2 separate regions of the Homo sapiens genome follow, and region 1 is linked to region 2. The links are chromatin loops, found by intact Hi-C in ENCODE. Cell type or tissue: Panc1. All regions are shown on one strand. Each heading gives the region's core, and the rest is flanking DNA. Links, peaks and the distances in the headings are about the cores only. Region 1 overlaps LIPM (lipase family member M). Region 2 overlaps RNLS (renalase, FAD dependent amine oxidase).

What was found. A loop is a pair of places that touch in the nucleus more often than their neighbours do. Peaks named below come from ENCODE experiments on the same cell type or tissue, not always from the same donor. Only the 100,000 strongest peaks of a DNase experiment are listed, where the experiment ranks them.
Region 1: a loop joins it to region 2, with 11 times the contacts of the local background. A loop is called at or near these places in 30 of 110 quality-filtered maps.

Annotation. Positions count from the first base shown.
Region 1 is chr10:88,806,062-88,819,849 of GRCh38, reverse strand. It overlaps LIPM (lipase family member M), which reads right to left. Exons shown (of 9, transcript NM_001128215.1): 2 at 11,435-11,552; 3 at 6,555-6,753; 4 at 5,211-5,320; 5 at 4,626-4,762; 6 at 4,347-4,493; 7 at 2,963-3,034; 8 at 1,954-2,025. Among named protein-coding and RNA genes, the nearest start is that of LIPM, 10 kb to the right of the region's middle. In Panc1, for the core only: CTCF peaks have their summits at 9,174 and 9,383 (motif pointing right); a DNase peak (open chromatin) is centred at 9,439; H3K27ac peaks cover 402 bases.
Region 2 is chr10:88,556,926-88,573,993 of GRCh38, reverse strand. It overlaps RNLS (renalase, FAD dependent amine oxidase), which reads left to right. Exons shown (of 7, transcript NM_001031709.3): 4 at 933-1,091. Among named protein-coding and RNA genes, the nearest start is that of RNLS, 18 kb to the left of the region's middle. In Panc1, for the core only: CTCF peaks have their summits at 8,531 and 8,736 (motif pointing left); no DNase peak of the experiment used is centred there; H3K27ac peaks cover 274 bases.

The DNA of each region.
Region 1 (13,788 bases), core at 8,226-10,725, 250 kb before region 2:
AAGAATTATATTCCACAGAGAAAAGCAAGGAATCTGCTGGGAAGGGCTCTGCATCTTCACAGTCTTTATGTGATCCCAGGCAGCCTTTGAGGCAGACCCGGCTTGACTGCATTTGCCAGAACCATGGCCTATGGCACTCAGGTAATTTGAGCTAAAGGGAAGTAAAAGTTAAATACCTGCTCCAATCCTTATTCCTCACCCTTCCCCACCAAATATACCAATTAGTATTCCTAATACCTGGGAACTTTCCGTATTTATGCAGTGTTAGTAGAATTAGCCTAGCCGGCTGAGCCCTTGAGATTAATCAGCATCCAGAACTTTCCTCAGAAGTGGTAAGGCCCATTTCTTACTCAGGAAATCCACCATGGAGTCTTGGCTCCAATCCTAGATGCTCTGGTTTCTCTTTGTGGCTCAGTTATGGCCTAATTTGGATAAGGAAGGTTGAAAAATTCTATGGGGCTAGTAATTTTTTTTGTCATCTTACAGGTGAAAAGATTGAACTGAATGTCATATCTCGCTCTGAGTTTCTGTGATTCTATGATTTTTTTTGTGTGTTTGTTTACTCTTCCCTTCCACTCCCATTTTCTGGTGCCTATTCTGCATGAATCAATTTCTCTAGAACTCAGTCCATTAAATGTTGATAAATTAAAGCCATCTTAGGGCCGGGCACAGTGGCTCACGCCTGTAATCCCAGCACTTTGGGAGGCTGAGGTAGGTGGATCACTTGAGGTCAGGAGTTTGAGACCAGCCTGACCAACATGGTGAAACCCCATCCCTAAAAGTACAAAAAAAAAATTAGCTGAGCATGGTGGCGTGCACCTGTAGTCCCAGCTACTCGGGAGGCTGAGGCAAGAGAATGGCTCAAAGCTAGGAGGCAGAGTTTTCAGTGAGCCGAGACTGCGCCACTGCACTCCAGCCTGGGTGACAGAGCAAGATTCTGTCTCAAAAGTAAATAAATATAATTAAAAAAACATCTTTGAACAGAAATACTTTCTCTAAAGACATATTTTGGGAAACAGTGAAGAAAGACTTCAAGAGAAGCAGCTGATACCAGAGATTGAGAGTTCACTATCCAGGGGCACTGCACAGTTTGTCCAGTTTCCTAGCATTTTACATCTAGATAGACATATGGCAGCGGATGTTAATTTATGATGTGAGGGTCTCAAAGAAAGACTAAGCTGTGTCTAATCTGCCCCTTCCAGTATTGTTTCTATGGTAAATATTTATTTACATTCATACACATGATTACCAAAAATCTTCAGAAGATTTTATGTTCTAAAGGGCATACCTGTGCAATTCTGAATCTCCACACTTTGATATCTAATTTTAGTTCATAGCATTAGCTACATATTTTCTTGGGTAATGTAATAACATTTTTAAAAAATGTAACTTGCAAATTACAGATTCATTTAAAGTATAACTAGGGAGAATGCCTATGGATTTTCTAAGCCCAAAATTTTTATTTTCAAGGTAAAGAAATTGAAGCCTGAAAAATTAAAGCAGCCTCCCTCCTATTACAGAAGTTTATAGTGCAGAGGCAAAACTTACACAGCAATCCTCACTTGCCATTTAATGTTCCTTTTACTGTGCCATGAAACAAACTTACTGCCACCATCCCATTTTTTTTAATTCTAAAATAATCCTTCTAGTATCCACCATAGACTACACTCTTCTCTTGACTAAATCTACTTCATCTTGCTCCTGAGAAGCCCAGTACCTTGTTTAGGGAGACAGCCTCAGCTAAAAAGGCCTCCTACTCCATTGTAAAAGCAGAGAGGTTTCTTGGATCAGCTGTGAACTTAACCATTTTCAAATGGAGTCAAACATGAACCATTATTTTCTGCTTAAATTTTCATATTTTATTCCCATATCTAGAATAAACTGTCATTATAACGTCCCTGTCATACATTTCCAATGTATATATTTTCAGCAGATGGTATTTGATTTTCTTACCTGATTGCATTTTTCCAGATTTTTGGTCTCACTCCCCCAGTCAAATGCCCGGAGTTCACCAGAATTCACTGCCTAAAAGGAGACAAAAATTTACAAGGAATTCCAACGTCTCAGTGGATAAGCGTGGTGGGGTGGTGGAAATGTGCTACCCAGTGTGCACTCATGAGGGAAGGAGAGAGCAATGGTTGAGCTGCTCTTCCATTCAATGTTGGGATAAGCGTCTCAGGAAAATGGTAAGACAAGAATGAGGCCTTTTGAGAAGAAAGAGGGACTACATAAATTCTTGATCATTGCATTAGCAACTCCAGGAAGTGCATCTTCATTGTAATTAATGTGAGTGGGTATCCTCCACAACTGTGTGGGCTACAATGGGGAATCGTGCCCTGGAATTGTGCAATGTGGTGATCCTGGAAGATAGCAACCAAAATTTAATTGAACTTATAATTCTTCTCTGGTTTTGATGGTACAATTGCTCTCTCTCTCTCTGTCTCTCCCTACCTGTCAACAGAGAGAACTCTCTCCTTCCCCCATCCCTCTCTTTCACACACACCACATAGACACACAGAGGTGTGTGTTTCCTGTAATTGCAGGTAAAGTTTGCAGTGTGAAGGACTCCTGTGAATATCTCTTTTGACAGACCCCACATTAGCATTTTTGTTTCTACTTGACTGTATTGTTGGAGGAGCTGAAGAGAAGATGTAGAAACATAATTATCTCCAGCCACATCTTTGAGGTGTCTAGAGACAGAGAGAAGTCTCACTTGGATCATCTAAATTCATACTTTTAAGATCTAAAGAAGTTCTTAGGCTACTTCTGTCCTTTCTTCCCATTTCTTGAAAAGTTTCAGTGATCTAGATCAAATTCTCCATCAAAATAGCATCGACGATACTGCATTTCATCTTAGAATAAGTGTGAAATAATCCCTGGCTTATCTAAATGGTGTCCTTTGACTATTCTACACAAAATATAACAGGACATTTAGCAAAGACTGCAAATTCAACATTCTTACCTGGCTCCAGTGTAGAATATTTTGCACAGATGTTCCAGCAAGAGTGTGGGCAGCATATACACTTGCTCGGCTCTGTAACAAACCATGAGTATTCTGGGGGACATAGAAAAACTCACAAGATGTATACCCTGTCAAGACCAAATCTCCAGGGTGTCAGACTAAGAAATGGTAACATTATTAAGTTATCAGCAATTATCTATGAAACAAAAATATGTACATGCACGTAAATAAAATGTCATTAAATGTATTGCCAGACACCGGTATTTTTCATCTGAGAATAGGTTCTCATCAGAGATCTGGCCCCTAATTAAAAAAAATTTTACTAGTGATATTTAGGATGAGGGCTCTAGCATTGGGCCTGTATTCAAATCCTAGTTCTGCAGTTTAATTTTTAGGTGAATTTGAGTGAGTCACTTAATCTACTAAATCTTAGTATACTAATCTGCAAAGTGGGGATATTAATAACACTCATAGGCTTGGTATAGGTAATAAATTAGCCTGATACATAATATATACTTTTCATATCCTTACTATAAATCAAATTATTAATCTTAAAGAAGAAGAAAAAATATTCAGAATTAAGGAAATGTTGCCCCAGCTGCTGGGAGTGCTGCTGGCAAACAGCCCTCCACTCTCAGTCTGCTTTGAGGATTGCACCAATTGTAGGCAGATACATTGCCCAGTGCTACCCTGTTACTGGTATGGCTACATTAAATGACTGACTGATATGGTGTATAAAGACCCAACCCTCTCTTCCTAACTTGAGACGGTTCTGAAGGGTCATCCTATCTTCAAAAATCCCTGCAGGATCAACTAAGTCTCCTATTGAGACTGCATCACTACTTGACTTTTTCACCTACCTAGTCCTGTTTCTTTTCCTTCTCTAGGTATTATCCCTAGAGCAGGACCCAAATCATTGTTCACATTAACCTCCATCTCAGAGTATGCTTCCTAGGGAACCCACCCAGTGATACCAACTGGTAGCCTAAGCCAAAATGAAGGTCCCTGATGTTCCATCAAAGAACTTAAACTACAAACCTACAGGACCCCAGTGCAGGGTAGAGGTGGATGATGCATGACAGTTGTCTCTGTTGTCTAACATGTGCTAATTGCTCTTTTTAATTTAATTCACTGTAGTAAAGCTGCTTTCAGACCTCTTCCATCTATAATCTGTGATTTAATATCAGCAATGCCCTTATGTTAACCTTGTTTCAGTCCATACTGAAGCATTTCCCTTATTTCCTTACAGTTTGCAGAGAACTGAGTTACTGAGAATATATCATTACTCTGAGTCTTCACTGGCATTAGCTCTCCCTCCAGGGGTGAGCCATATGACTCCCAGCTTTATGCTGGGATGCTGGGAATTTACTAGGCTCCCACTTACCATGTTCATATTGTTGGTGTTGAATCCACCCAGAAGTAACATGATATTACTACAAATCTGATCAAGAATCACCTGGCCACAAAGGTAAATAACAAGTTGTCTGAGAAATCTGGTCTGATACAGAAATTCTTTTTTGCCAAACAATCCCTGTGAAAATATGAAGTGACATAGACATGACAGACAGAAAAGATGTGACTGTAATTTAAAAGTTTATGTTTTAGGAAATTGGGCTGGAAGATTTTTCTACGTACACAGGAAGTTTTCTGAGGAGTCTCATACCTTGATCATCATATCTGGCAGCAACAAAAATTTGGTCCCGGGGCTTTTTGCATGCTTAACAGTGGCTATGGGTGCTAAAGCAAAATACATTTTGATTTTCTGAGCCAGCTCTGGCATGGTGGAAAATGCAATAAAGCCTGCAAAAGAAGAAATATGTCAACATGAATACGAAATATTTTTAGAACTCATAAAATGTATATTTTGCTTTTAAATACATATTTCAATAAGTATATATGTGACTGCATCTTACCTCTCCTATAAAATTATAAGGTCCTTATGACACCAGCATATTTGCTTTCAAGTAGTAGGTGCTCAATGAGTTAAATAAATAATTGAATAACACGATGTTGGCTTTGAGAAAATATTTATATTGAGAGATATGCTATATCTAGACACATATAGCACAGAGATATGCTATATCTAGCACATATGTCTATATGCTAGACACATTGCTGGGGACTACATGATTCTGAAGATGAAAAGAGCAGGTCTGAAGGAAGCACAAGGTGACAGATTTCAGGGATAGCTAGTGTCGTATGCTCACATTTCTTCCGAGTATACAAACCTGCTTTTCTTTGAACCTACCCATGGTGGTGCCCTGTGAATAGCCGACATAATAGATCTTTTCCTGGCCCGTTTTCTGCAAAATAAAGTTTATCACTGCAGGAAGGTCAAACCTAGCCATCTCATCATAACTACAAGGGGAAAAGACAAAGTTATATGAAAAATTATAATCAGAAACAAACAAAAGCTCCCCCCGACACCAGGTTTACAAACAAGCCCTTGAGTTGTCAACTCTGACAGCTTGTTACCGTGTCCCTCACAACACTCAGAATGGATTTCTTTCAAACCTATGAAGCATGGGTGCCTCTGGAGTCACAGGCTGTCAGCAAACTGCTGTTTTCTCTAGATGTTATCACGTAGCAATAACTATCTTCAGTGAATATTTACTGAGCACATAACGCAACTGCTAGTGGAAGTGTCCTGTTCTACTGTTAAGCAGAACCGCACAGGGCTCTGCAGATTCATTTACAGGAATAGTTGTAAAGATGCTGAAGTGGTCCGTCTCTGATAGCCATAAAAAGTGAGTTGAACATCAATAGGTAATTTAAATAAAAGAGTTAAAAATCTTTTGTAAGAACATGAGAGGTAAGTCAAATCGATGGTCCCTAGGTGATATGGTTAGGCCTTGTGTTCCCACTCAAATCTCATCTTGAATTGTAATCCCCATAATCCCTGTAATCCCCATGTGTCAAGGGAGAGACCAGGTGGAGGTAGTTGAATCATGGGAGTGGTTTCCCCTGTGCTGTTCTCGTGATAGTGAGTTCTCATAAGATCTGATTGTTTTATAAAGGGCTCTTCCCCCTTTTGCTCAGCACTTCTTGCTGCAGCCTTGTGAAAAGGGTGCCTTGCTTCCCCTTCACCTTCTGCCATGATTGTAAGTTTCCTGAGGCCTCCCCAGCCCCGCTGAACTGTGAGTAAATTAAAACCCTTTACTTTATAAATTACTTAGTCTCGGGCAGTTCTTTACAGCAGTGTGAAAACGGACTAACACACTAGGCTTAATAGTTTCCTTTCTTTTTTTTTAATGCTGCCTGGTCTCTTTTCCTTCTGGAGTACTATTATACTATTACCCGCCCCTCCCCATGAGGAAATTGATCTACACTTCTCTCATTCCAATCTTAGTCACCTGACACCAACCACCATTCTCACCCTATTAGCTAGACCCACCTTCTACATGGGGAACTCAGCATTCCTCACTACTTCAACCAAGGAATCACTAGTTAATTAAGAAAACTGGGGGATATCATGTTAAGATAATGATGACTCAACCAAAATAAATCAACCAAATACTAGAAGCCGTAATTTTTTACCCATTTTTTTTGAAAGACAGACATGTCTACCTCTGTTCTCGAGATTATCATATACCTGAAAGCCCAGAACTCATCTTGGTCTATGGAGAGTGTCTTGTGTTTTCGAGACCAGGCGTTTCCCCTGCTGTTCCCCATCCACACGTCAAAACCAGCATCTGCCAGAATGAAGCCCAGGCTATTGTTGGGCAGGTTGGAAATCCAGTTGCTAGCACCTCCAACTAGGCCATGCTGCAGTAACACCACAGGCCTGGAACCTGCAAAAAGAGAAAATTTCAACTGTATGAAATGTTCTCTCCCTTTCTTGTTGTCCAGTAATGAATAAGAGCTTTCAAATCAAACAAACCTGTGTTCAGATCTTGATTCAGCTGCTTGCTAGCTTAGTTATCTTGGCCAATTACTTGACCTTTGGTGTGTGCCTTGATTTCCTCATCAGTAAAATAAGATTTTTGTTATGCTTTAATAAAATAGAGCACAAGAAATGGATGGCATGTTGCCCGGCAGAAAAAGAATCTATAAAGTTTAACTTCTGTTCTTTGTTTTGTGTAATTATTATCAGACTTGTCTGGGCTCTTCAGAAATATTGAAAGTGCCCCAGTAGATGGTATAGTATGATTATTAAGGTATATGTATACCACATATATATAATGGTTTAGTGATTAAGAGACCTTCATGTCAAAAGGACCCACAAGCCAGCTTGAAGGAGCTCCCACTGTTCAAATACAGAAATATTGAGCATCAAAATAATTATAGTAAATAATTATATCCCATTGAATAAATTAAGAATGTTCAAGTCCATATAGAGACCAATAAATAAATGAACAAATAAATAATTGGAAGGAAAAGCTCTTATTTACAGAATGCCAATTAGTAAATACAAAACATTGATTTACAGTACAATACCCACTAACAAATTCAGAAAGATTGAAATTATCAGTGAATGTTAAAATTAGTGAGTAAAATTTAAAGACAGAATACTACATATCCTGAAATTATCTTCCCATAACTTATTTGTTAATTACAAAAGGAAAAATACTAACTTTAGAAAAACCTGGCAGATACCACCTTAATGAAGTCATTAAAGTTATTATCAGTATTGGAACAAGCCAACATTATTTGCTTCATAATATGATGAACCAAGAAAGATATAACTTCACTTTTGGGTTATTCCTGCCAAAAACATATAACTTGAATCACACCATGAAGAAACATCAGATAAAGCAAATTAAATCCCTGTCCAAAACTCTTCAAAAATGCAAAAATCAAAAAGACAAAACCTTAGGAATTGTTTGTTTATGAAGGAGACAGACTTGGTGGCCAAATGTATAGTAAATGATCCTGGATTAGATTATGGACCAGAGGAGGGAAAACAGCTGTAAAGGACTTTGGGACAATTGACAAAATTTGGATATAGACTACGAATTAAACACTAATGTCAATCAATGTTTGTTTTCTAACTTTGATAAAGGTATTGCAGTTATAGAAGAGAATACTCTTGTTCTTAGAAAATACTCACTGAAGTACTTAGGGGCAAATAGGCATGATGTATGTCTCAAATTTACCATCAAAGGTTTTGGAAAAAGTATTAAGATACACGTAAGAGATGGGGGAGAGATAATGATAAAATAAATGGGGTAAAACTGTAAACAGTTGGTAAATCAGGGCAAAGGGCATATGGAAGTCCCTTGTACTATTCCCAGGACTTTTCCATAAATTGGAAATTATATCAAAATAAAGAATTATAAGAATATCAGTAGAGAATAGAGAAGGATGAAGGGTTTTAAGAATTCTAATATGTTCAATAAATTAAGGCATATATATTATTTTGACATTAGCAAATTTGGCTGAAAGATTAATAAGGTGCTGCCCTATTAGGAGTAAAAAATATGTCATGCCCTCAACAGGACTTGTGAGAATTAAATCAAATCATGAATGCAATATCCACACCTCAGTATTGGCTCAGAAGAAGCCTGCAGTAAAAAACAGCCTTATTGCTTTCATTATTATTGTTATAATTCTCTAAAGCAAGTGACTTTCTGAGCTTCAGTGTTCTCATTAGCAAAATGAGGACAATTGCCCACCTCACAGGGTTTTGGCAGGGGAGGGTTAAATGCGGTACTGTGCATTAAGCACTCAGCATGCTGCCCGACCTCAGATCAGATGGGTAGCTCTTGTTGTTATTGCTATAAACGGGCACCAAACACACATGCAGTCTCCCTGTAGGACAAAAGCCTTCTACACCAAACTCATCCAGCATCTTGACAGTCTTCATGAATTCCATCTGCCTCATTTTGTCTCTCAAGGGAGAGAACGTGTGGGTCACTGTGGACTGTGAGTGAAGGGCCAGGAGGAAGGAACTCAGTGTTATTTTAGATTTTCCTTGAAAATCTAATCTGGTCATTTAGTTCATCCTCTTAGTTCTCAGGGAGGTGACCTCAGCTGTGTTAACACAGGACAATCAAACCAAGGTGATCAATGCTCCCCTTGAGAGTCCGGGCATTTCCCATGGTTAAGGTCACCTTGGTTCTACTTAGTCATATAGTTTGTTCTTGTGATTCCCCTAACAAGAGGAATGGCTCATTTATATCATTTCAAACATCCCCTAGGTCTTCTATTTAATTTACACCCAGCAGGTAAGTGTGTAAGGGCTACACTTACACAGCTGTCATTTCTGAGGATGGCCCAGCCTATTTTCTCTCTTGATATTGAAGCCAACTAAGATTCTTTGATAAAGATAAAAAGGCCGCTACCACAAGCTATAAGCTTTACAGTAAACATTTTTCAGTTGTTTTCAATAAGAATTTCACTGGCTTTCTTGGTTGGTGAATTTTTTTTTTTTTTTTGATATGGGAGATTGCCTCTGAAGAGGCACATGCCAACAACATTGGCCACTAGAGGGAAGTATTCTGCACGGACTGGAACAAGGAGGCAGATTCCTTGAACCTCAAACACCTGGGCAATGTGTGAACAGTCTGAATCAACAGGATGTAAGAAAACAAATTCCATCCATAGAATAGGGGCTGCAGGTGACCCCCATGCTTAGTAATTGCTAAGTCACTCGACTGCTTGGAAGAACTGTGCTTTTACCACTCCCCTGAGATTCGTGGGGCTGTGTCCCCAGGCTATTCATTTATTTATACAAAATCTATAATTCATCCCGCAAATATTTATTAGCACCAGAATGTGCTCAGCACTCATTTAGTTACTGGTTCTAGCCTTGAGCAAAACAAATGATGTCTCTGCTCTCACTGAGTTTACACTCTGACTGGGGGGAGACAGACAATAGACAAACATGCAAATATCTATTATATCAGGTGATGGTAAGTGCTATATGGAAAAGTAAGCAGGGTAAGGGGCTAGAACTCAATAGGTAGCAAAGAGCTGCAACTTTGAATAGGGTGGCCAGGGAAGAACTCTGATAAAGTTGGCTGAAAGAAGGGCCAAGGCAAGCTGCATAGACATCTGATGAAACAGTGGTCCAGAGGGAGAAATTTAAGTTCAAAGACACTAAGGCAGGTGCACGCTAGACATGTATAAGGCGCAGCTGTGCAGCTAGTGAGAAAAAAAAAGGTGGTTTCAAAAAGCTACACAAGTACAAATTGGAGTAAAACAGAACCCCAACGTTTCTTTACACCAAAGCCCAATAGCATTTGTCCAGCATTTTCTGGTCCTAGTTAAGAACACGGGCTATAATGGCAGAGAGACAGATTTGATTTGAGTGCAGGTTTTACAACTCACTAGCAAGCACTAGCACAGACGTTTTGGGCAAGTTGCTTAACATATGTGAGTAGCAGTTTCTTAGGGTAATTGTGAAAATTAAATGAGACTAATACAAATAAAGCACTTATCAGTGTATCTGGCATATCAAAATAACACAAGAAATTATATTACCTATACACAAGAAAGACAATATAGTTGCTACTATAAACCTACTGCTAGAGTATTAAAAAGAATCCAGCCAAATAGAAATGAAAAATAGGCATATTTTAGTAATGAAAACAAATGTTTAAAAAATAACAATAGCTGAAAATCCCACATACAAAAGGGTGGAATTGTATGAACTATGGAGACATGTATCAAACATTTAAAATGTATGTATAGCCAGGCGCGGTGGCTCATGCCTGTAATCCCAGCACTTTGGGAGGTGGAGGCGGGTGGATCACCTGAGGTCGGGAGTTCAAGACCAGCCTGACCAACATGGAGAAACTCTGTCTCTACCAAAAATACAAAAATTAGCCAGGTGTGGTGGTGTATGCCTGTAATCCCAGCTACTTGGGAGGCTGAAGCAGGAGAATTGCTTGAACCCAGGAGGCGGAGGTTGCGGTGAGCTGAGATCCTACCACTGCACTCCAGCCTGGGCAACAAGTGCAAAACTCCACCTCAAAAATAAAATAAAATAAAATAAAATAAAATAAAATAAAATAAAATAAAATAAAATAAAATGTATGTATAGAACTTTCGTTTTTCAAAAGCCCTTAGTAAAAAGCTAGGCAACATCTTAAATATTTTAAGTGCTCTTTAGATGAGGAATACAGAGTATACAGGAGCGGGTACCAGGTGCCATAAAGAAGCTTGAATTCTTCATAATCAGAGGCTGATATGGTCTGTTCAAGGAATTGTCAGTAAATATTTTAGAATGTCTACATAGGAGGAGTTTTGGGGAATGGGTTAAGCGCTAAAATAAGTCAAGAAATGAACTTTTCTTGAAGGAGTGTTTTGAAAAGCAAACACTGTATGTTTAATTGAGATAATTGGTGGCAGTGGGGACGGACACGGTGGTGGTGATGGAGACTATGGGGGAACTGACACCATCCTTTGACCTGAACAATGGACCTCACTCTGCACTAAGAACCCAGGCTCTCTTCTACATTCAAATCACAAGGAAATCGTGACTGCAGAGAAGACTGCTGTGTTGCGGTGACATGGGGTGACCCACACCTGTCTTCTTAGGTTGCACTAGGCCTCGAGGAATCCTGTTAACAGAAAGGATATACCCATCTTCAGTTGCGACTTCATATTCCTCACAGGGATAGCCTTGATGTTGGATGATTTCACTCTATGGAAAAAGCACAATTTCTTTTAGGTTCAGTTCTCTGTGGCCATATTCTCAATGATCCAAAAGTAAGAGTAGATTCCTTGATGCTGTAAAACACAGTGAAAGTCCTTGCTTTTCCCTAGCTAATCATGTTACCTTAGAAAAATCTGCTAACCCTCTCTAGTCCTTACTTTCTTTGTCTTAATATGGAAACCGGAATAGAATTATGGTTCTCAAAGTATGGGCCTTGGGACAAAGGCATCAGCATCACTTGGACTAATCTGTTAGATATGCAAATTCCAACCAAACCTACTGAATCAGGAACTCAGAGGACTGGGCCCAGCAGTTTGTGTCTCAAGCTCTTTAGGGAATTTTGATGTACCCTAATGTTTGAGAACCACTGGATCAGAACATTGATTCCAAAACCTCGTTGTGCATCAGAATCTTCTGGGCATTGAAACATACAGAGTCTTGAGCCCACTTCAGGTTACAGATAAGATGGTTCTAAAGCAGCCAGTGGGGCACCTGTTCCAGGACAACTTATGAGCATTCCTGGGCCATGCATTTCCTAAGGTTCTTTCCAGTTCTAAAACCACAGACTCAAGAGCATTGATTCCTAACATTTTCAGGTTAAAGTTCCCTCTGTGAATTTGAGGAGAACTATAAAAATGGATATACAATGGATACAAAAACATGGTTTTGCATTCAATTTCAGGAGTTTCAGATATCTTGTTGCCTACATACGAACCCCTGGTTAAGAATCCTTACTCTATACAGTAGTTACATGTAGACATTCTCTGGAAAATTTGTAGCTGCAAATATCTTCTAAGCATCCTCACTATTCTTGCCCATTGTTATCACTCAGAGAGAAGGAGAGAACCATTTGCATCAGGGGCTGCTTTAAAAAAGAGCAAGAGAGAAGGCCAAACATCACATGCCCAGGTAGAATATAGGGCAAAAACAAAGCATAGTCATTAGGAGAAAGCTCCTGGGTCCCACTGTTTGAGTTTTAACACTGGTTCTAACACTATTACATAAACTAGCTGTATAATCTTGAGAAATTTAGTTAAACTGCTCCTATGCTTCAGTTCATGCATCTGTAAATTAGGAATTCTAATGGTTCATACTCCATGGGACTGTTGCAATAAATGCAAAAAGATAATGCACATATAACACTAACTGTAATTCCCAGCACATAGTAGGAACTCAATAAGCATTAACTACCACTATAATTAAAACTCAATTAACCGAATATTATGGAATGCAGTGTATATGTGTGCATGTATGTGTGTGAGACACCATTGTATACTTAACCTTAAAAAAATGTATAGGCCGGGCACAGTGGCTCACACCTGTAATCCCAGCACTTTGGGAGGTTGAGGTGGGTGGATCACAAGGTCAGGAGATCGAGACCATCCTGGCCAACATGGTGAAACACCATCTCTACTAAAATAATAATAAAAAAAATTAGCCGGGCGTGGTGGTGCATGCCTATAGTCCTAGCTACTTGGGAGGCTGAGGAAGAGGAATTGCTTGAATCTGGGAGGCGGAGGTTACAGTGAGCCAAGATCGCGCCACTGCACTCCAACCTGGTGACAGAGGGAGACTCCATCTCAAAGAAAAAAAAATTTATAGAAGTGTCTCAAATTTTAGCATGCATCAGAATTACTTAGAGGGTTTGTTAAAACACAAATTGCGGGACCCCACTCACAGTCTGATACAGCAGGTCTGTGTGGAACCCAAAAAATTGATATACAAGTTCCCAGGCAAAGCAGATGTTGCTGATCTGACAACTATCCTTCAGGAACCACTGTTGTCAACTATTTGGGGAGTTAAATATATATAAAAACATGAGAATGGAGGACATCTGACAAGTAGTTATTGAGAGGATATGTGTAATGTGTCAGATGAGGGATGAAGGATGAGAGTGAAGGAAGGAGCAAAGGAATTCTGAGCAGGAGGAGCAAAATGAGCAGGGCTGGACAGGCAAGGTCTTATGGAGGAAGAATTTGAACTGGGCCTTGAGGATTGAATAGAAGTTGCTCAAAAGAGCCAAGGAGGTAGGGATAGGGACATGGACATCTGAGAAGAAAAAGAACTACAAATGCTGCAAACATTGTCTACAGGTGGCAAGATGGTCAACATGCTATACTTGGCAGGAAAATTTATGCAGGCAATAAAGGACTGGTCCCATCCACTGGAAGTGCTGTCAACAGATCACCCTTGGCTGTCATTTTCTGTAGGAATGGCCTTAGCT
Region 2 (17,068 bases), core at 7,759-10,258:
AGTTTTTGTATTTTTAGTAGAGATGGGGTTTCACCATGTTGGCCAGGCTGGTCTCAAACTCCTGACCTCAAGTGATCCACCCACTTCAGCCTCCCAAAGTGCTGGGATTACAGGTGTGAGCCACCGTGCCTGGCCTCATAATTCATTATTTTAAATAAATACTTAACTAATAAATTCTATGCTATGTATACTATATGCTATACATAGAAATAAAACAGGTATAATTTGTAGCTCATGGGCCTTACAGATTAAAAGGGAAGACAATATTAAAGAAATAATTATTAAAATATCCTTGTGTTAAGTGCTAAGAAGGAAAATGTTATGGGAGGGTACTCTAGAGTATGTTTCTAAATTCTGATTCTTCTTAATGAAGACAATTGATCTATTGATGAGAACTTGCATTTCCCTTACAGAGAACCTTTTTCAGGTCCTTTAATGGGAAATATTAATTCCTTTAATAGAGAATATTGCTCTTCTTATTTCATTGCTAACACACATGTTTACTGAAGTGTATACTTGTTCTGCAAAAATGATGAGCTTTAGAGTCAGATGGTTATAGTTTTAAATCATGGCATGCTATTTCTCAATCTATTTCCTTGTCTGTGAGATAAATTAGTATAATGTGTACCAAGCAGCTGGCATATAGTAGCTGCTTAATGAAAAGTAGCTATAGTTATTATTTTTATTTTTATCACTAATTGTAGGAGTAGTTTTTGATTCAGAGCAGGCACTGATAGGGAAGTCCAAGGATGCCAGGTAGGGATGAATTCCCACTAAATTAGAAAGAAAGTAAAGGAAGAGAGCTGGAGGACAGTAGAAGACAGTCTTGGCCATTTTGTTCACTTGAATGGATTCAGTTTGTGACTACTCACATCCCCTTTATTCATATATGCAATTCTGATAATGGGGACATGATTTTGCTTTTGGAACAGGTGCAGAAGTCTACTTCAGACATCGTGTGACACAGATCAACCTAAGAGATGACAAATGGGAAGTATCCAAACAAACAGGCTCCCCTGAGCAGTTTGATCTTATTGTTCTCACAATGCCAGTTCCTGAGATTCTGCAGCTTCAAGGTGACATCACCACCTGTGAGTCTGCTTTTGCCATTTACCTGCCTCAGGGAATGGGATTTCTTTTGACAAAGCATGAATTTGGTTTAACTCTCTTCGCAAAGGACAAGTGATAGACTCTATTGATTTGCCTGTCTTAAAAACTGATACTTACGGCCGTCGTCATGATATTAATCTAGGCCAAGGTGAAACCCATAGAATGTTTTTAAAGCTGGTTAAAAGTTGAACACTTTTCTTATTGCCCATGTCTTCAACACGTCAGTATTTTTGATGGATATGAAATGATTTTGCCTAAAGGAAGAGCAGTTTTTGTGGCCATTTTTGAGAAAAGATTTTTATGTACAAGTACTTGCTTGGATTGCCTCCTTTCCTATGTTCTTGTTCTCTGGGTTGCTCTCTAATTGTGTTTACTTCTGTCTGAGGCAATTGTCTAGCTAGCTCTTTTGTGAACGAGAGGCATGACAAGGGATGGGTGAGAGGGGATGAGTAAATTTTGCTGAAGAAGCTGAAATTATGCCAGAAGAGCCAAATTTTAATAAAGGAACTAAAAGTCAAAGAAAATTTTTATCCTTTCTAAGCCTTTGGATACTGCAGTTGGTTTAGCATTATTCACTTTACCTTAGATAGTAACCTTTGTTTAATTTCTTTTTGATATAAAACATGTGGTGGGGAAAGTATGTGCAGAGGGTTTGATTTCCTATCTTTCCCCAAAGTAGACTCTAAACTACAAATAGCCAATTTAGAAATGTCATTTACATGCTTATATCTTTCCTAGTTGACAGCAGCTATTTACTCTCAGAGGTGGGAGTAGGGGAGGTGGATAGCTAAGATTTTCTTAGGTAGATACCTAAGATTTTCTTCGTGATTCCTGAGGGTTCCTGGTGCACTGCCACCAGAAACTTGTGATAAATCCACAGACATCTTTTTCCTGCCACTTTGACTCAGCACAGATGAGATGTAACTCAGTGCAGGTGGGATGGCAGTGGTAGAATTTGCACTCTTACTGCCAGAAATGCTGGGGATAGTGGGAAGGAGAAGATAGTAAGCCAGTGGCCAAATTAGAATTTCTAGTATACATGTGAACAACAGGAGACTTTGGGTTTATTCTAAGTCAACTCTGAGATCCAGAGGTGAACAGGGAAGTAATGTCAGCAAAAGGCACATGTGAGGAGTCTGAAAGCTAAAATTCCTGTACTAAGTAGTAGGAAGGAATTCAGATATGAGAAACAAAAAGGGAATAAAGGTATTAAGTACTGGGGCAGGGAGGATACATTTCTCCAAGAAGTTGCACTTGCTCAGTTAGCTTTTGTTTCATCAGGCCAGTTTTCCTTACTGATACTACAATCCTAGCTGACGGTGTTCATTTTAATCATAGAAACTCAGAATTGAAGGGAGTCTTAGAGAGCATGTGGTCTCATCTTTTAGCCCTTGCATGAGTCCTCTTTTATTAAATCACTTTGAGTATGATTGACATATGAAAAGCTGTACATACTGTATACAGTGTGATGAATTTGGAGATAAGTATACATTCTTAAAACCATTACCACAGTCTATGCCATAAACATATCCACATCACCTCCAAAAGCTTTTTCCCCTTTATTTGTTATTTTTTTCTTTTGTAATAAGAATGCTTAACATAGGCCAGGTGTGGTAGCTCATGCCTATAATCCCAGCACTTTGGGAGGGTGAGGCAGGAGGGTTGCTTGAGCCCAGGTGTTCGAGGTCAGCCTGGGAAATATAGCAAGACCTCATCTCTACAAAAAAAAATAAAGTAGCAAAGCATAGTGGTATGTTCCTGTAATCCCAGTTACTCAAAAGGCTGAGGCGGGGAATTGCCTAAGCCTGGGAAGTCAAGGCTGCAGTAGGCCCTGACTGTGCCACTGCCCTCTAGCCTGGGTGACAGAGCAAGACCTTGTGTCAAAAAAAAAAAACAAACCAAAAAAAAAAAAAAAAAAAAGAATATACAACATATTAGATGTACTATTTTAACAATTTTTTAAGTATACAATATGATATTATTAACTATAGTTGCTAGGCTATACAGGGGATCTCCAGGATTTACTTACCTTGCATAATTGAAACCTTGAAACTTCTGACTGAAGTGCCCTGTTTTTAATTCCCCAACCCCGTGGAACAAGAATTATATAAAAAGCCCTAGCTGGCAACAATCTGGTGAGAATATGACCTTTAGAAAAGATGTGCCCCATCAGTATCATTGTGCCTCTGCCCAAGACTTAAATTTCAAGAGAGCATCCTATTGACCTGACATGGGTCTTATTCCCACCTCATGGCTAGGGAATTGCAGCATCTTGGATTATAATCCTATTGCATTGCATGTAATCAATGGGACAAAGTAACACCTCAAAATAAATATAGGTACTGCCATGAAGAGAACTTGTGTGCTGAGTAATCAAGAACAATGAGTGTTTACTGCATAGGTGTTCTTTAATATTTGCGAATTGAGTGAATGACCAACTGACCAACTGAATGAATGTGTTTCCAAAAGACCTAAGGAAAAACTTCACTGGTCCGTATTACTTCTTCACATTCTCTGTAAAATTCTCATTAATAGAATCCCATAATAGACTTTTTTCTTATTCTATTCATATTCTATTTTCATTAAATATGGATTTGTATGAAGAAAGAAAGAAAAACTCTATATTGACAATGGACCTTATTTTTTAATGCTTTTTATGTAAATCTGAATTTGGCTTGCTAATATGTTGTTTAGGATTTTTGCATTCATGTCCATGAGAGTGATTGAGCTGTAGTATTTTTTCTTGTATTAATTTCTCCAGTTGTTGGACATGGAGGTATGTAGGCCTCATAGAATTATTTGGGAAATTTTTCCTGTTTCTGTTCAGGGGAAGCATTTTAATACAAGTTTGGTGTTATTTCTTTCCTAAATGTTTAGAAGAATTCACTGGTAAAACCATTTAGGCCTAGAGTTTTCTTTGTGGTAAAATTTTAAATTACAGATTCCATTTCTTAAAGGAATCTATTCAGACTTGTTTGTTTATTCTTTTTTTGTCAAGGTGCTAGAATACTATGATATAATCTTTATTTTTTATTTTTTATTTTTTTAGCTTTTATTTTAGGTTTGGAGGTACATGTGAAGGTTTGTTACGTAGGTGAACATGTGTCAATCTTGTTCATCTGGCTAGCCAGTTGTCCCAACACCACTTATTAAATAGGGAGTCTTTTCCCCATTGCTTGTTTTGCAGTAGACCTTATTTTTTAAAATACTAGTTGTTTATGCTTAAGTTCAGATCTGAAAATTGTATTTACATATTCCTTTGACTTTCATTAACTTAATTAGTTCTATATGTTCATTTTGATTCATTTACTTTTTATCAACTTACTTATTTTCAAATAGTATGTTGCTCTGTATGAATTTCTATTTACCAGGTAAGAAGGGTGTCCTGAATCATGCCAGGAATGTGAATTGACATCCTTTTTGGTACTCCAGCTGCTGTCTCTCTCCTTCATCCAGTGTGTCTGGGAAGTCCAATCTAATATCTATATGCCCTAGAATTGAAATATTAAATCTTTGAGAGAACTTCCGATTTCTCACAACTTTGCTGTTACAAAAAAAAAAAAGTGACATCTTGGTTTTTAAATTGGAATACTTTCCTGTTAAAACCTTAAATATCTAAAACATCTGTTTCAGTTCCTTTTCAGGTCTGTGAACAATATAGCTAAAACCTGGGTTTTGCTTTCCTTAACAAAGGTTAAAACAAAAGTTTCTTAGAAAAATTGCTTGGTAATAGCTATTCCCAAGCCTGACAAAAAGAACTAGAAGGGTACACCATATTATGTTCACATCAAGGGTCTGGGTGCAGAATGTTCACCCTGTCTCTAGTGGATTTTTGTTGCCATTGTTTTGGTTTGTTTTTATGCCTGCATCTGAATCACCTGGAAGACTTGTTAAAACACAGATTACTGGGCCACAGTCTGAGTTTCTGGTTGTATCGAGGTATGCATGGACAATTTGCATTTTTTACAAGTTTCTAGGTGATGCTGAAGATTCAGTTCAAAGCCGCACTGTGAGAATTATTATTAATACCGTGCCTTAGCAAATCTACTTGTTTCTGGAACAGAGCAACGAATGTATCTTCAAAAAGTGACTCGCCTTGTAAACAAGTAATGCTACTGTGCAGCCAGGGTTGAGAACTGCTGTCATAAAGCATCAGCCTGTCCAAACAATTTGTATCTCTTTTCCTCACATTTGCACCTTTGCTTTGCGTATATTGATTATATGAACCCATGCGACATCTCATCTTGGATTACTCTTGAGTCTCTGTCTTATGCTCTTCCCTGCTTGGGACCTCTTGGCTCACCTCTTCCCTGACTTCTTCCTCAACCCCTAAGACACACCTCTTAAAACAAAACAAAACAACAACGACACACACAAAAAAATAGCTTTAAGATTATAAGTCACATACCATACAATTCACCTATCTAAAATGTACAATTCAGTGGTTTTTAGTATAATAACTGATATAGGCAACCATTATCAATGTCTGTAATTAGTAAATTTTGGAATTTTTTATCACCTCAAAAAGAAATTCTGTCCCCTTTAGCTATCACCCCCATCCCTCCATCCCCATCCCTGCCCCCAGCCCTAAGCAATCATTAATCTACTATCTGTCCCTATAGATTTCCCTATTACCTGGATTCCAGATAAAAGGTCATGATGGAGCTGGAGGCCCTCATCCTTAGCAAATTAATGCAGGAACAGAAAACAAAATATGGCATGTTCTTACTTTTTTGTGGCTCTGTTTTGTCAGTATCTGCACAGATTTCACTTATTTTCTCCTGCTTTCATCATGGCTCACTGACCCTGGCCCGTCAAGTCATTGAATTGTAGAGGGTACCTCATCTTTCCTGAAGCCCATGAGCTATAACAGAGTCTGGTCGTGGTGGACAAGGCTTCAGGGCTGTGGGATGGCAGTGGGTATTGATATGCCTGTAGCTTTTGACTTTGTTGCACAGCTAACATTGACCTTGGTTTTGATAGAGAAATGGCTTTTTATGCCACTAATAGAAAGAAAACTGGTAATAAATATGTTTTATAGATCTTAGATTTAGAACTATAGAAGAAATTGTTTTCTGAGGAAGGGTATAGCTGCTGTTAAATTTTGAAAGCATTTTTTTCCTTGAGTATCATTTCTACTATGCAGAAATAATATAGCTTATTTTCTAGTACAGTGTGTGATAATAATATAGAAGAAATTGGAATATTTATTAGATGCCTGTAGGCAAAGTGGGAGACTAATTTGAATGATCTCTTCATGAATCTACTTCTAGTTTGTTGCCAATGACATTTAAAGTAGGATAATTTATTGCCATGGAGGTTGGCAATAATTGGATTGATTTTGAGATTGTTTTAATAACATACTATAACATTTTATAAAAATACAGTGTAGCCATCAGTCAGGACATTCATTTGTGCTGTAAATTACATACTCCAATATTTAAAAACTGCATAGTTTTGTATATCAAGAGAGATCCTTTAACATTACATTTTGAAAGTATTTCTCAATATTTGTATTAGTGACATCTAAAGCAACACCGTGTCATAGACTGTCTCCTAAATGTGTTTAAGGGCTTGCTAATTAATAATTTTATTTAGCTCTTTTTACATCTTATATTTTGTGTGTGCACTTGAGCTGTGTTTGGCTGAGAAAGATAACTTAACTCACCTACTATTATTACTTTTCTTTCTGTCTTTCCTGGGTTTTTTTGTGGCAATTTTTGCTTTATGATTTTATTTGATTTGTACTAGACCCTCATTAAAATTATATCCTTTGACTTAAAAAGTTCTCTCTTTAGTTTCATTTTAATTTTATTTTGCTTTCAAATAAACTTTTATAAATGAAATGTTCTCTCTTTTATTTTCTTTTTTCTGGTGTATGCTTTTTCCTCTAAACCTTTCAGGGATATTTTACTTTAGAGCCATCTCTTTTATATTTTTTATCTTTGAGCCCAGTAATTTCATAAGTATATATCTTATTGTTACTAGTTTTGTGTTCATTTTTCATGGGCTATGTTGTCCACTTTTGCCTTGAACATTCAGCTCTTCTCTTATTTAGGTAAGTTTCCTTCTAATACTTATTGGAAGATTTATTTGTTTCATTTATTATGATCTCAGAGTATCTACAAAAGCTTAAAGTATCTCCCTCTCAAAGCTTCTGTTTTCTTTTAACTCACTTTCAACTTTGATCTTTGCATTACTTTTTTTCTAGCCTTTTCTCCATGTCATCCATGTAATTTTCAAGAGTTCCTTTTGGCCCCTTCCTTGAGGTATTGTTTCAAAGAGGTCCTGTATTCTTTTACTGTTACTGAACTAATGCCCGAGTGTTTGTTGAACTAATTTGCTTCCTGGCAAAATTTTTCTGATATGTATTTTTCATCAGCTCATTTCTTAGGTTCTGTTCTTTTCTGTTCTGTTGTCTTTCTCCTTTTCTCTGCATATGTCTCTTGTTAATCATTACTCATCTTTAAATGGGACCAATTCTGTCAATTTTGTGAAAAATAGTGTTGTGGGGCAAGACCAGACTTTTCAGTTAAGGTATGTGTTCTCAGAACACTTCCTGTGTACATTTTGTAAATATATACCCATGAAAAATAGAATGGTAGTGACCACTAATATAATAATATATTTATTAACAGAAATATTTATAAATATTTTTAACTTGGAAAGAAGATTAAAGTATGTATTTATATATTTTTTCATGAATCAGAAATAATTTGACAAACATTAACATTGGCTATTGCTCAGATATGATTTTCATTTTCTTCTTTACGATTTTTTGAATAATCATAACTTTAAAAATAAGAATAGTTTACTCTTATTATAAAAAATGATATTGGCCGGGCGCGGTGGCTTCTGCCTGTAATCCCAACACTTTGGGAGTCTGAGGTGGGCGGATCACGAGGTCAAGAGATCGAGACCATCCTGGCCAACATGATGAAACCCATCTCTACCAAAAATACAAAAATTAGCTGGGTGTGGTGGAGTGCGCCTGTAGTCCCAGCTACTCAGGAGGCTGAGGCAGGAGAATCGCTTGAACCTGGGAGGCGGAGGTTGCAGTGAGCCAAGATCACGCCACTGCACTCCAGCCTGGTGACAGAGCGAGACTCCCTCTCAAAAAAAAAAAAAAAAAAAAAGAAAGATAACGTTGACACTGTTTTAAAAAAATGTATCATGCTGAAAAGAAATAGATCTTCTTTCCTTTTTTTTTAGTGGAGGAGTATTGTGCCATATGTAGGCTCTTTATGATGAAAAAGTTTAAGAATAATTGACTTGGTATATTTGACTGAGGATGAGGGTCTTTGGATGTTATATTGAGCTGACTCAATTCAGAATTGGACCCCCATGGAAATCATTTTGTGTTTAATTCATTGTTATGAAATAATTCTCTCTGGCACTAAAGACTTAAACTAGAATGTCCCCACAAGATCCTTTAACATCTGTGGGTCAAATCAAAGGGATTAAAACATGACCTCAGTATGAAGAATTGGTTAATGTCTACCCTTCTCTCTGTGTTTTCTGGAGAAAAATCAGCTCTTATTTGATTATTAGACGTCTTAGGCTTCTGTGAAAAAGACATCCACTTACAAAGCCATATATTGCCATCTAGTGTGTGAAATATATATTGTAGTTCCCCTTAGAATCTAAACTAGAGAGGACTGTGAAAATGACAGAAACATAGAATAACACTATAACTATAATATTCACAAAACTGCATATCACAGGGAAATAAATTTAGGCCCATTAGAATTACATAACTTACCAAAAAGTGCTTGATTAATGAGTGACAGAATTAGGAATGTACTACATGTTTCACATTTGTACAGACTATGAACAGCCACGTCTGTAGCTTCCTGTGTTTTTCTTCTCATTCTCATTCTCTTTCTCTCTCTTTCTAATCATATGTAGCCTTTAGGATTAACATAAGTATCATATCTTATGTGAAAGAATTCCCTTTACATTATAGAGTGGTCTGGATTTTCTGTCATCCAACTCTCTCTATTTTGCTTCTTATGGAAGAAGCAGATGTAATTGTTTTTTCATTTGGCAATTATTTATTACATTTATTAAACTTCCTCCCAGCTGGGAGAATAGAGAAACCTCATGTATCATATTGTGACCCTCTTATGATTTACTTTCTGATTCTATAATAGTGCTACTTTCTCTATATTCTTATTACAAAGATTATATCACTTAATCCTCAAAGTAATGCTAGGCATTATTATTGTCTCAATTCTTGGTGAAACTGAGATGTGAACCTCAGTAAAATGACTCCAGAGCTTGTACTCTTAACCACTGTTATGCATAGCTCTTCCATGTGTACTTGATCTTCCTCTCTACCATGCACAGAAATTCCTCAAACCCCTGACCCTTAAACATTAGATTCAGGAATTCCTAATCTCTCCTCCTAGTTTTACTTCTAGTTATAGCACTCATCTCCACCCCCCACCCTCTGATTTTCAGGGATTCACCAGTTTAATCCACCTTAAGATCCTGCAAGAGAAAGATGCTTTACTTTCTCATGTGTGTGTGTGCATGTGTGTGTGTGTGTGTGTGTGTGTGTGTGTATTTGCAGTCATCACAACCTTTCAAAACACAATGTTGAGCTTCTCTTTCCTAGATTGGAGGATGGGGAAAGGAGTTTGTTTTCCCTAAATAATTTATCCTTGTAAATTTTTTAATTTCTAGTTGCTGTGTGATAGCAAAGATGTAATAAAAGCGGAGAAGATCTCAAGAAGGCAAACTCTAATAACCAAAGGATCACATCCATATGTGAATATATGAATAACAGAAATAAAATTTCTTTATCTAGAAATATAGAGCTTCACAGATCTACAATGCCAATAGATGCAGATATAGAACAGATATGCATATGTATGTTTAATTATAATTTAGGAGAACATGGAATTGTTTTTAAAATTCTAAAATACAACCACAAATTAAGGAAATGCTACTTTATTTCAATGTAGAAAAGTTTTCAATTAATAAGACATTATTTGACTGAATAATTTTGCTTACATTTAAAAATTATAGCACTTGTTCATCCAGTATAATAGTTTCTGAAAGTTCCAGTACATTTATAGATGCTAGGTTTTTAAATGAACTATTAAAATAAAGATCTTGGGGGTACCTTTCTAACTTTCCAGGGATACTCAATAACTGCTTTCTCAGTGGTGACCTGTATACCATCCCACTCCTTTCCTCACATAATGCTCTGGTACGCAAAACAAAGCTTCTCACATCCTCCTGTCACTCTGTTCTTTCCAACCTCTGGCTACATTCTCTGGCTTCAGCTATCTAATCATCAACTTGGACCTTAATGCTATACTTAAGATATGTGAAATTGTTCAGTGGATTTTTCAAAACTATATTACAGTATATTAAGAGTATCTTTTCAGTGCCAGTGAATATTCATGTGCATCATTATTTTTACTGTGTAGTGCTCTCGTCTTTTGATTTACCTTAATGTAGTAAACCAGTTTGATGGGCATTTAGGAGATTTACAGTATAACAAAGTGTGGCTTTAATACTGCCAATATGAAATAAAGATTCTTTTCACTAAACTCTTTTCCTATGGAAACAGTTATGTTGATGTAGAGTAGAATAAAGCCCGCTTGATTTTTGTCCTGTTTTTTCTTAGCTAATCTATTTTTTATTTCTCTGAGTGTACTTTAGAATCAGGTTTCATTAAAAACTCCTGTTGGAATATTGATTTGAATTACACTCAATTACACTGCATTAGTTTAGGAAGAATTGGCATCTTTATAATAGATCATCTTCTCATCTAAGAAAATGAAACATTTCTCCACTTATTTAGGTATTTTTAATGTCCTCAGTAAAATTTTATAGCTTTTATCATAAGATCTTACACATTACTTATTAGGCATGTTAAGAAATATTTTATAATATTTATGGAGATTGTGAATAAGATCACTTTTGTTGATTTATGGTTACTTGGTTTTAGATGTTTCCAGAGAACAATATACCTACCTGAGTTTTTAAATCCAGCATGAAAAATCTCTTTCTTTCAATAGGAGAGTTTAACCCTTTTATATTTATTGAGATAACTGCTGTGTTGTTATCTTTTCCGTTGGTATCTACTATTTATTTTTTTCTTTTGATAGATGAGTTCAACCCTTTTACATTTATTGGGGTAAGTACTATGTTGTTTTTATCCTTTTCATTGGTGCCTACTATTTACTTTTTTCTATTTTTAAATTTTTGCTGGTTTTATCAAGTATCTCTTTATTCCTTCCCACACAGTCTATTCATAGAATGCCCAACAAATTGTCATTTCATTCATGGTTCTCTTCTTATTCCTTACAAACCTATTTATTCCTGGCCCTGCCCTCCTTTCCATTCCCCAGAGCTAACTGATGTTAACAGTTCAGTGAGTGCCCTTCCACACTTTGTTCCAACCATATAAAGCTTTGGATGACTGTGCGTGCCTTCTAAAATTATTGTTTTGCACTTTGCTTATTTACTCAACATTATTTTAGATAAACATCTGATTTATTTTTATTTAACAGCTGCATAAAGTTTTTTAGTTTGGGAGTACTGGAATTTAGTCTTTCATCTCTTGTTTATCTATGGACTTTCATGTGGTTTCCAGTTTTTTTCTCTATTAAATGCTATGCCTTGAAAAACATCCTTGTTTACATATTCTTATAAACTGATGCTCTTAATGCTATATTGGGTGATAAGATCCCCAAAGTGAAATTTCTGGCTCAAAAAACCTGTATGTTATAATAAGTATTGCCATATTACCTTCCAAAAAGTTTGTCATGATTCTCACTCTTACGTTTGACAATGCCTGTTTGCCTATATACTCATCAGGACCGGATATTTTAAATTTTTATCAATCTTAACATTTCTGCCAAAGTGATAAGTAAAAACAGGTTGATTGCTCTTGCATTAATTTGCATTTCCCTTGACCAAAAGTAAAATTGAGCCTCTTTTCATAAGCTTATTGGTCATTTAGAGTTTTTCTTCTGTGAAATGTCCCAGTCATGTCCTATGCTTACTTTTCTAGTGGATTATTTGTTTTTTATGAGCATTTCACACATGAAGGATATCAATATTTGTAATATAGTACTACATATATTTCCTAGACTAGCATTTATTTATCTTTTGCTTTTGTTTATTATTTCATTTGCCATAATAATTTCTTAAGATTTTTATTTAGTCAAGTGTGTCTTTTTCTTTAATAGATACTTGACTTCCTGATTGCTAAGGATTATCTCCCTCACTCTAAAGTCATATAAGTATTCTGAATTATATTCCTAATATTTTTAATTTTTATCCTTTACATTAAAATCTTTATATGGAATATATGTTTATATAAAATATGAGAAAGGTATCTAGCTTTGTTTTTTGTCTTTCCAGAGTGAAATCCATTATATCAGCACCATTTATTTAATAAGAGATTATTTTTTTGCCCACTAAATTGAAATTCCTCATTTGCCGTATGTTAAATTCCATATATACTTGAGTCTGTCTCTGGATATCTGTTCTGTTCCATTTATTTACTTGTGTTGCAATATCGTCATTGTTTTCATTATAATCAATTTGTGGTTTTAAGTCATTTTTAAGGAGTCTGAACTATTTGACCTGTAAACATGAGACAGCTTTATTTTTTCCCAGAACTGCCCTCAACGTCTCTATGTTGAACTCCATGTCTATCTAGAGAGGATTCCTTAATGACATCTTGGTCCTTTGCTATAACTTTCTGGTCACTTTTGGCCATTAGAACAGTCTCACTTTGGTTTTGAAGACTCGCTGTATTTATGTTTAAACTTCGGTCTCAGTTTGGAGCTCATTCTCTCTACCCTAAACTCCAGCTAGACCTGTCTGTGGCACCTGTGGTGCTAGAGAGTTGTAGCAGAGTGGATTATGGGTCTGTGTGTGTATGTGTGTGTGTGTGTGTGTGTGTGTGTGTGTGTTATCTCTGAACATCTACAAACTATAAGCTTACAGAACCATTGATTGCCTCTAAGACTGACTTCTTGGTGGTAGGGAGGGGCAATTGGCTGCTCTTGCCTGTTCCTCCATGATGGTCTATATGTAGACCATATGTGTGGTGTGTTTCTTTGGCCAGTGGGTAGTGTTTAGCCTCCTATGAACCTTTCTGTTGCTGTTAACAGTCCCCTCCTTATAGGCAGCCCTACCAGCAGAGCTTTGCCCTAGTCCCCATGGGTTCAACAGTTCAGCAAGTACATAGCCAGGGAACCAGGTCTCTGTTACTCCTCCTGGGAGCTCCCTCCCAGAGTTTGCTTCTGAATCATTCTCCAGTAGGCTCCTAAGGAGGAGCTACTACTCTCTGCTTACGGGGTTTGGAAGATAAAGCTCTCCAGAAACATTGCACTCTCTGTAGGGCCAAGCTTTCACATCTGTTTGAATATTTTTCCTATATTGCCTGGGCTGTGGGGCTCAGGGTAGTGGGGCTCAGGGTAGTGGGACCAGTTTTGACTGATCGTTTCCCAGATCTTTTGAGAGCTGTTGGCTAACACCTTTTCCTGGTGGCTTCTTTAAATGTAAGATCATTACTGGGTTTTTTTTTTGTCCCCAGCTTTACAGAAAGCAAGAGTAATTGGGAGAAATACTGTTGCAATAAGTTTTAATGCCTGGAAGGCAAGAATTTCCTTGCCATATCTTTACTAATATATCTTAATTTTATAATAACCATCAAGCAGATTTGTTTATTGACCTCCCTCTGCCCTACTTTAGGCCCTTTTTCATCCTTCAACCTCAGCTCAAAACCACTTCCTCAAGAAAGTCTTCCTAATAGAAGAATTATAATGTAACCAACACAAAGAAAAGATAAATATTTGAAGTGATAGGTATTCCAGTTATCCTGATTTGATCATCACATATTTATACATGTATCAAAATATCACATGTACTCTAAAAATATGTAAAACTATGATATATTAATAAAAAATACAAGAAAAAAAAAGTCTTTCTGACCCCCAAGACCAGGCCATTTTTCCCATTACATGTGCTCGTAGTTTTCGGTGACTTGTATTTTTAACACTTATCACAACTTTAATTAATTAACAGTTTAATCCATTGTGCAATGTGTGTCTTTTCTGGTAGAATATAGAGTCCACTCAAACAGGTACTTGCTTGGACTTACCTGTTCCTGTTTTCCCAGGATTCCTTTGTGAGTGCCTCGTATATGTAGGCTCTCAGTCTGCATTGAATGAATGAATGAATGAATGAGTGAAACAATCTGAAAACGTCTTGGAGGACATTCAGTGGGAAAGGGAGAGAGTGCTTTAGAGAGAAGAATGGTCTTATCATAAAGTTTGAAATAGAAATGTTCATTTTATATTTGGGAGGCTGAAAATGGACTGATTTGGTAGGAGCTAGGCTTTATGGTGGGGAATTTTAGAAGATAAAACCAGAGAGATGGATTTGGGGCAGATTATGGTGAGCCTTGGAGGGGAACATCTGTTGAACAAATGACAGGGGTCTTAGTTCATCAAAAATACTGAATCTATCTTTCAAAACCTGGCTGGATACATTGAGGTGGTAAATAACTTTATCTAATTAGATTGGAAGAAAGAAAACACTCTTAAGACTTTGAGAAATGTTGTTCTAAAGGCTGTTAACCTTAACATATGCTTAAACTGACACGTAAAACATGAATAAGTTATACTACAAAGATGCAAAATTTATTATGCACTGTAGAATATAATGATAAAATACTACCCATAATGAATACCTTCAACTTCCTTTCTATAACTTCTAGAATTTTCCATAATTCTTGATGGAAAAATGAGAACGAAATACTTTTACTAAAAGACGTTTCTAATTCTTGATTTTTTCCTTGACATTTTGCTGAAAAGAGTTTTATTAAAAGCACAAAGAACGAAAGTCCTGTTTTCATCAAATAGTATGCTTCATTGCATTTTTCAGCAGACCATCTCCATAGGAGGGGGAAATATTCAGTTTCTAAACTTCTGACACGAGCTGGTCTGTTGGGCTGCCTGCAAACTTATAAACTGGGATCTTAATTTTAGAAAAAACAGTTATTAGCCTTACATTTTTAATGTATTAATTAAATATTGTCACCTTTGATATTTTATCATGTTCTTGTATTTTTATATTTATTATTTCCTAATTCTCTTGTCTTTTTAAATTTATTATTTGCTAAATGGCAGATTGGGAGTCTGTTCTACTTAATCTTTCTTTCTCTAAGTGCCTGAGAGGCTGCCCAACTGAATCTTCACCTCTCTGCCACCTTCCACAAATGGGGACATCAGTAGAAACAGCGGAGACTTCCATCATCTTGGAGTTTAGGGTGATCTGGCACTTCTGTTATTGCAGTTATTACTCACTTCTGCTCCTGGCAGGACAGAGGGAGTTTACCTACTTAAGTGTCCCTCTGGGGAACTAATTAGTTGTGTCAGAAAAAAAATAACAACATAAAGTTGAGGATAGCTGGAAGATGATGATAATTCCAATATCAACACAATTTTGTGAATACTTATGTTAAGCACTTTCCTAAATTATAATTTTTACCCTTCACAACCACTTCATGAGAAATATTATTATTCCCATTTTATAGAGGAGGAAAGTGAGAAATTATGTTAACTTGCTTAAGGCTCTCTAGCTGTTGAGTGGTAGAACCAATTATGGAATCCAAATCTTCTCCAGGCTTTAGTAATTGGAGCGGTATACCTTTTTGCCCCTCTCCTAGCAATTTATCCTTTACCAATGTGTGCAATCTCTCCATGCTTGATATAAACGCATCATGATGTAAATATTTTCATAGTTTTGTTCTCATACACATGCTGTCAGTAGATGTGTGATGTTTTAAACTAGGCCACCAGGTTGCTACCCTAACAGAAGGAAAGTTTCCCCCTTAATGCTGCCTTACTGACTGTGTGCTTCTTTTAGAACTTGGAGCCCTATTTTTCATTTAGAGTTCTTCGATAACAGAAAAGCTTTAAAAGGAAATGTCCATACTAGAGATGGGGATGAGATGAAAGAGCAGAGAGCTATAATTTATGGAATTGCGTCATTATCACCAACTGAGTCATCAACTGAATTGAATTAAACTTTTCCCCATCTGAGCTGGCAAAGGCATTTTCAAAAGAGAAGAAATTTGAGAAGTAAGATTTTAGCTTTCTGGCAGAAATCTCTGAAGATTCAAATATAATGTGCTAAATCCAAATAAGAAAGTATTACCACAATCAACTACTAATTTTAAAGTAGGGAATTCTAAATATTAGTGAAAAGAGAGGAAGGGAAGGATAAAAAAAAGAATGGGAGGAATACTGGCATTCTTCACTGGATAAGCTTTAGTCCAAATTTGTTTTTTTTCTTCACAAATGTATCTTATATAAGTAGTTTTGTATTATATTGCCTCAGATTTATGAGACTTGTTTATACACTGACTGGACATTTCTGACCGTCATTCTTCTGAAGTCCTGTTTCCAAAGTCTGACATTTTTTCATTCTGACTTGAATGTTTATGTCTAGAAAATAATGAGAGAAAATCTAAAATGTATTTGAGTAGCCAGCACAGAACACTTTTGTAGTATTTACTAGTCTAGAAGTCTCTGTTGGTTTGAGTAAGATATTTAAATGTTGATCTCTCCTAAAATTTGCTACATGAAATAGCCAAAGGAAATCATCATATCTGAAGCAGAATTTGCTTTCTATTTCTGTGACTTTTTAGATACTTTTTGCATCTTATAATTTTACTTGCCAAATGCATATGAAAATATGAGATTTTACTCCAAGAAGAGAAATTAAAATTCAGTTTTATTTTTAAATGGCACTTGTCATCTTTTATTAAGATGTCAAATTCATTTTTTTTTCATTTTACAGATATTGAACATCTACTATGTGCTAGACACTGTTCTAGACACCCTGGGTACAGCAGTGAACCAAACATTAAAAGCTCCAAGGAACTTCTATTCTAGTGGAAGGAGGCATAATATTGTAT